2 separate regions of the Homo sapiens genome follow, and region 1 is linked to region 2. A link is a contact called in ENCODE Hi-C or POLR2A ChIA-PET data. All regions are on one chromosome and are shown on one strand. The core of a region is the stretch at or near the end of the contact, and the rest is flanking DNA. Distances in the headings are between cores, read along the strand shown.

What was found. Hi-C counts contacts between places; a loop is a spot of excess contacts on that map. ChIA-PET counts read pairs that join two places held with the same protein, here RNA polymerase II (POLR2A). Pooled maps may share reads with other maps.
Region 1: a loop to region 2 is called in a pooled map, with 6 times the contacts of the local background. The contact joins the promoter of SFXN3 here to the promoter of OLMALINC in region 2. A Hi-C loop is called at or near these places in 5 of 50 pooled maps. POLR2A ChIA-PET finds 5 or more read pairs at or near these places in 4 of 52 experiments (GM12878, WTC11 and activated T-cell).

The regions. Positions count from the first base shown.
Region 1 is chr10:101,029,398-101,032,483 of GRCh38, reverse strand. SFXN3 (sideroflexin 3) reads right to left here and starts at 1,250. Exons shown (of 12, transcript NM_030971.6): 1 at 950-1,250; 2 at 2-170. It overlaps PDZD7 (PDZ domain containing 7), which reads left to right and starts at 1,355. Exons shown (of 17, transcript NM_001195263.2): 1 at 1,355-1,411; 2 at 2,100-2,490. The coding sequence starts at 2,265. RefSeq lists an enhancer at 728-937.
Region 2 is chr10:100,372,286-100,375,288 of GRCh38, reverse strand. It overlaps OLMALINC (oligodendrocyte maturation-associated long intergenic non-coding RNA), which reads right to left and starts at 1,713. Exons shown (of 3, transcript NR_026762.1): 1 at 1,277-1,713. RefSeq lists enhancers at 384-953, 954-1,521, 1,591-1,720, 1,522-2,091, 1,821-2,150.

The sequences.
Region 1 (3,086 bases), core at 1-2,500, 660 kb before region 2:
CGCTTTCCATCGCTCTCTGAAGCTCTCAGAACCGCCTTCCTCTCTGCCTCCGCTGTCGCCGCCGGGCCCTCCCAGCCATCACGCGGGACGTCACGCGTGACGCCGACCAGCAGGGAGGGGCAGGAGCTTCCCGGCCGCGCCCACCCGGTGGGCACGGGGATTGGCAGAACCTGAGGGCGGTGGGTGTCATTCGAGGCGATGCCCCCAGCCTGGGCCACCTGGACCAGGCCCTAAGCTGCTTCCCAGAGCCAATCCCACCTCGGGGATCAGTTCTGGCCCCCTCCCCAGCCAAAGGGAGGAGGGGCTGGAGCCGCGGGCGCTGCTCCCTTGGTTTACAGTCCCCTGGCGGGCCTCAGCAGACCCCCAGCCCTGCAGCAAGCGGTCTAGGTGCCCAGAGAGAAAGCCCCGGGCGCAGGTGGGCGGTGTGGAGGGGCGGTCCTCTGCTGGCGCGCCGGGAGGGACTCGGGTTACCGCCTGGCTTGTTTACTTGATGGCTGCCTTGGCAATGGCCTTTGGCTTGCTTGTCCCCCTGGGCTCCTACCCCAGTATCCACAAGCTCCTCTTGTAGCAGCGCGGCATTCGCATCACTTCACAGCCCCGTTCCTGTCGTGCCTGTGCCTCTTCTATGTCCCCAGCCCTCTCCCTGCTCCCCCTCTGTAACCCCTAGCTCCACTGTGTCCCTGGTCTCCTTACGCTCCCAACCCCTAGCCCTGCACCCCAGACCGTAGCCCCACCCCTGAGATGTGGAGGGGCAGACGACCCCAGGAACCTCGCGGTCTGCATCCGAGCAAGTGCATCAGAAGGATTCTTAGGATTCTTCCGGTCCTGGGACCAGCTGCCCCACCCTGCGACCATTCCAGAACTGGGTAGCCAGAGACGCCTTCTGACAGAGGAGGAGGATGCAAGTGAAGAAGGCACCCCCTCCGCCACGCACATACTCACAACTCACCCAGCCACCACACAGAGCACGCCTGCAGCAAACTCAGGCTCACGTCCCGCTCTGCCCCGTGACGTCCCTCCACGGAGGCCTCAAGGGTGCCCAGGGAGGGGTGGCAATTCCAGGAGCCCCGGTAGCTGGCTCGGCTCAGAGAAGAGGTGGTTCGAGCCGGAGGGGAACAAGCCAGACCCAAGCCCTAAATTTGCGGAATGAGCTAGGGCGTCAGAACCAGAACTGGGGTGGGTAAAGAACTCCGCTGCCCGGGACCAGGTAACGCTCGGCTGTCCCTGGCGCCTAAGGGAGGTGCCGGAATAGAATGACTGGCGGCCCTACCAGCCAATGGGAGCCCGGGGCGGTGCAGGCCAGCCCAATTCCCGCAGCCTCCGCGCAGCGTGGGTGGGGTTTGCCGGCTGCGGCAGTAGCTCTCGCCTGCGGGTGGTTTGACAAGGCTGGCGGCGCCACACCAGCGACCAGGTGAGGCCGACCAGGCACAAAGGGGTGGGGGGCCTGGAGGGCCGAGTTGATGTTGGGGTGCTTCATTCTAGGTCCCAGAGCTTCTCTGAGGGAACTGGCCCTGGGTTTTGCGCGGGATGTCGTGGGACCCCTCTCCAGCAGATCCTCCCCAAAGCTTGGGAGAGGTTCATGCAGCCTCTTTAGACCCGGAGCCGCAGCCTGGAGCCCGCGGGTGTCTGGGGGTCTTCCTGGGCCTCAGCTGTCTAAGGTCCTGAAGCCCTATCCTCGAGGCCCAGCCCGCCCCACGCAGCCCCCGCCCCACCCCGGGCCACCTCCATGCCCGCATATGCATGAGAGAGGTGATGCCATGAGCTGTCCTGACCTCTCTTTTGTCTCACACCTCTCTAAGCCCCAGGGCCCGCAGTAATCCCAACTCCACTCTCAACCTCTACTGAGGACTGGGGACGGGAGTAGATGACTCAGCCCCGAGCAGGAATGAGGGGTGAAAGGTTCCCACCTGCCTTGTATAAAGTCAGCGAGAGTCCAAGATGGTGCCTGGACGGGGCAGTTCTCTGGCCTAGGGTGAGACAGGAGGGGGGCCTAAGGCATGGGAGGGCAGGATGCTTAAACCAGGGGGAGGGGTGGAAGTTTTAGGGGGCAGCAGGGGAAACATTTACACCCCTCCCTCATCCCTGCTCTCCCTGCCCAGGCCTGGAGCTCACACTTCTGAGAGGCATCGCAAGCGAGGGCCTTCACGTTACTGAGACCCCAGCCCCGCACAGAGGCTCATGGAGCTCGAAGCACGCAGGGCTGGCCTCTCCAGAGCTAGCAGATTCCTTCTGGACCTGTAGGGTGCCGCCCTAGCCCAGCCGCCATGGCGCAGGGTTTCGCAGTGGGCTTCGACCCACTGGGCCTAGGAGACCTGAGCTCCGGCTCTCTGAGCTCCCTCTCCTCCCGAGGCCACCTAGGCAGCGACTCAGGCTCCACCGCAACGCGATACCTGCTAAGGAAGCAACAACGGCTGCTGAACGGGCCCCCCCGCGGAATCCGAGCCTCATCGCCCATGGGACGCGTCATCCTCATCAACTCCCCCATCGAAGGTAGGGGCGGGACCCAGCCACTGGCCTGGGTTGGGGAGGGTGGGGGTAGGGGACAATGGGAACTCAGCAGGAGGAGGCAGAGCCAGTATGATTGGGGGAATTCAAGAGATGGGAGTCACAGGGAGGTGGCAGGCCGCCTGGGAACCCATACACTCTTCCTCACCTGCCCTTGGCCTCTCCTCCAGGCCAATCCTGCAGGGGTCCAGGGTCGTAGAAGGGTCAGAGGAGGGAAAGAAGGCCATGGCAGCAGGGACAGGCATGCGTGTGGTATGCTAGCCCCTGGTGGACAAGGCAGGGGATTGAACTGGCCTCTCTCCCATGGGCTCTGCCCTTCTCCAGATCCATTGTGTGTACTTCTGGGGGATGGGGCAGGATAAAGAAGGACATCCTCCATCAACCAGTCCATTGTGTGACAAGCTCTGTGCTGGGCTGCGAGGAGTCAGTGCCCAAGCGGGTAGACAGAATTCAGGGCTTCCGTGCTGAAGGAGGGGAATGAAGGCAGCACAGCAAATGTTCAGAAGAGGAGGGTTGAGGGTGGAGAGGGAGCTCCATCAGGGAAGGGGAGACCTAAGCTTATGTAGTTGCTTAATGCCGCT
Region 2 (3,003 bases), core at 464-2,963:
TCTGCCTCCTATGTTCAAGCCATTCTCCTACCTCAGCCTCTCGAGAAGCTGGAATTAACAGGCGCCCGCCACCATGCCTGGATAATTTTTAATAGAAACAGGGTTTCACCATGTTGGCTAGGCTGGTCTTGAACTCCTGACCTCAGATGATCCACCCACCTCAGCGTCCAAAGTGCTGGGATCACAGGCATGAGCCACCACACCTGGCCTCTGTGTCCTCTTTCTACCTTCCCAAGATTCTGTACTTGAATCTTCTTTTTTTTTTTTTACTTTTGAGACAGGGTCTTGCTCTTGCTATGTTGCCCAGGTTGGAGTGCAGTGGCACTATCTCAGCTCACTGCAGCCTAGACCTCCCCAGGCTCAGGTGATCCCCCCACCTCAGCCTCCCAAGTAGCTGGAATTACAGGTATGTGTCACCACACCCGGCTAATTTTTGCAGTTTTTGTAGAGTCGGGGTCTCACCATGTTGCCCAGGCTGGTCTCAAACTCCTGGGCTCAAGCAATCCTCCTACCTTGGTCTCCCAAAATGCTGGGATTACAGGCATGAGCCACCGTGCCCTGCCCAAATCTTCTTATTCTATAATTTCTCTTTAGGTCATCAATTTCTCTCCCGATCCACTATAAACCCTTTGGATCTCATCTCTACTTTTCTTCTCGACACCAGATCCTAATTCCCAACTGTCTACTGGGTATTACATCCACAGGGATGTACTTCTTGCAATTCAAATGCCACATGTCAAAAACTGAACTCCTATTCCCTTTGCAAAATCCCTCTGCTTCTCTCTTTCTCTCTCCTTTTTGCTACCTATTTCAGGTAGGGGAAGTGGTGTCCTTCCAGCCACTCAGGCTAGAAACCTCAAAGTCCTCTTCTGATTGCTGTCCTCACTCATCTCACACATCCAGTCAATAAAGTGCTATTGATTCTCCTCCCAAATGCCTCTCAGCTTGTGCCCTTCCTTTCCATTCCCACCGTGACTATCCCAGCTTTTGAGGTCCCATGACTCTTCACCAGAGTGGTAACAATAGCTTCCCAACATCTCCCAGCCCCCATCCCCCCGCTACTCTGCTCTGTTGCCATGAGAGTTAACTTTGCGAAACAGAGAGATTATTTTCCTCTCCTGCTTGAAAATATCTGATGACTTCTTATCACTTACAGAAGCAAGTCTAAACTTTCCACTGTCTCCTCCCACTCTCCCACCACACACCACCTTCCTGCGCCGGTTGCGTCAGCCTCGAACGTTCCTGAACGCTTTGCTGTTCCTGTGCTTTTACTCACGTTCTCCCCAGTGACTGCCCAATCTTTAGTGTGTTTTGCTGACTCCTGGCGCTCTGGCTTTTCCATAAGAGGCGTTTTTGCACGATTGCAGACAGGAATAAAAATGAGCTCTGCCTACTGGGCCGTCCTGGTTAGCAAGGTCTACACCACCTCAAAGGCAGCTATGGACTAAGAGCCCACAAAGAATCTCGGGTTATGAGGGAGGGGCTGGCCGTGGAGACGGCTAAAGCGCCTCATTTGTCTTCCCAGCAGGGAAGCGATGGGACCTCGGCGGGCAGGGAACGCGATCTCCACCCGTCTGGAAAACTCTCTGAGTTCTGGAGCACTGTTCGCGGCCGGACTGAGTGGCATGTCCGCATTTTCCCCATTCCAGGGTAGGGCAGACTGAGGTAGGAGAGCAGAGCCCCGAGGCCGACTCCCCGGGAAAAAAAAAAAAAGGAAAAAAGGCTCCCGCCGACCTGTGATTCACAGGAGCAAGAGGCTGGAAGGACCGCGCCTCCTGATTGGAGCAGACAGAATCAGACAAGCTTGGGGGCCGCTGATTGGCTCCGGCGTGGTCAGGCGCTGGTGGGCTGTTGTAGGTGTAAATAGCTCTTGAAGGCCCGGGTCTGTGACCGGCAGTAACCCCGGCGAGAGTGGGTGGAGAGGGAGGCGCTTCCTCTCCATTCATGTCAGCTGCCAGCCAGGCCCGGGCAGGCCGGCCCTTTAGCGGAGGGGACTGGGCAGGACGAGGCGATGGGTGTCTTCGGAGATCTTAAGCTGGGCTGAAAGTTAAACACTCACCCGCAGGGCTGAGCCAGAGCTGGCACCTTCCACACCGAGCCCCTTCCTATCTGTGACTGTTGAAAAGTTTAATGTGATGTTCTGGGTGAGGACCGAGGCGTTGGAGGTCGCTAGGAGGGTAGTTTTACGGAGTCGCGTTAATGGCTGTAGTGGGTGTACCTTAGTGACCACAGGGAGGTGGCAGCCTGTCCTCTCCTCCTCCTGGTCACCGTATTCTATTTGCGGAAAAGGTAAGAATGGAGGCTTGGATAGTCTTTCTACTAGAGATGCAACTTCTCCCACCCTCTACTCCAGGGGAAAGAGAAGTCTGTGGGGAACTGGCTTTGTAAAAAGTAGGAAAGAGGAAAGGGACAAATGGGTACACGTTAAGAAGAGGGTGACTCTCATACATTGCTGGAGAAAATTTAAAGTGGTGCAGCCACTGGGGAAACAGTTTGATGGTGCCACAAAAGGTTAAATATCAAATTAGCATCTGGCCCAGCAACTCCACTCCTAGATATAAACCCTAATAAATTATAAACGGGTACTCATATTTGCACTCAAATGTTCATGGCAGTGCTATTCACAATAACCAAAAGGTGGAAGCAACTCCAGTGTTCATCAATTGATAAATCAGTAAACCAACTGTGGTGTATTCATACAATGGAATATGAATAGGTAATAAACAGGAATGAAGTACTGATATATGCTCCAATGGGGATGAACATTGAAAGATTATGCCAAGAGAAGGAAGCCAGACACAGAAGGTCATATATTGTACGATTCCATGTATAGGAAATATCCTGAAGTGGTAAATCCACAGAGACAGAAAGCAGACTGATGGTCACCAGGGGCCGAGTGTGGGTGGGAAGATGGGGAATCACTGTTGAATGGGTTCAAGTTTTCTTTTGGGGTGAAAATGTTTTAGAACAAAAGGTAGTGTTTGCACAATGTTATGAATGCAC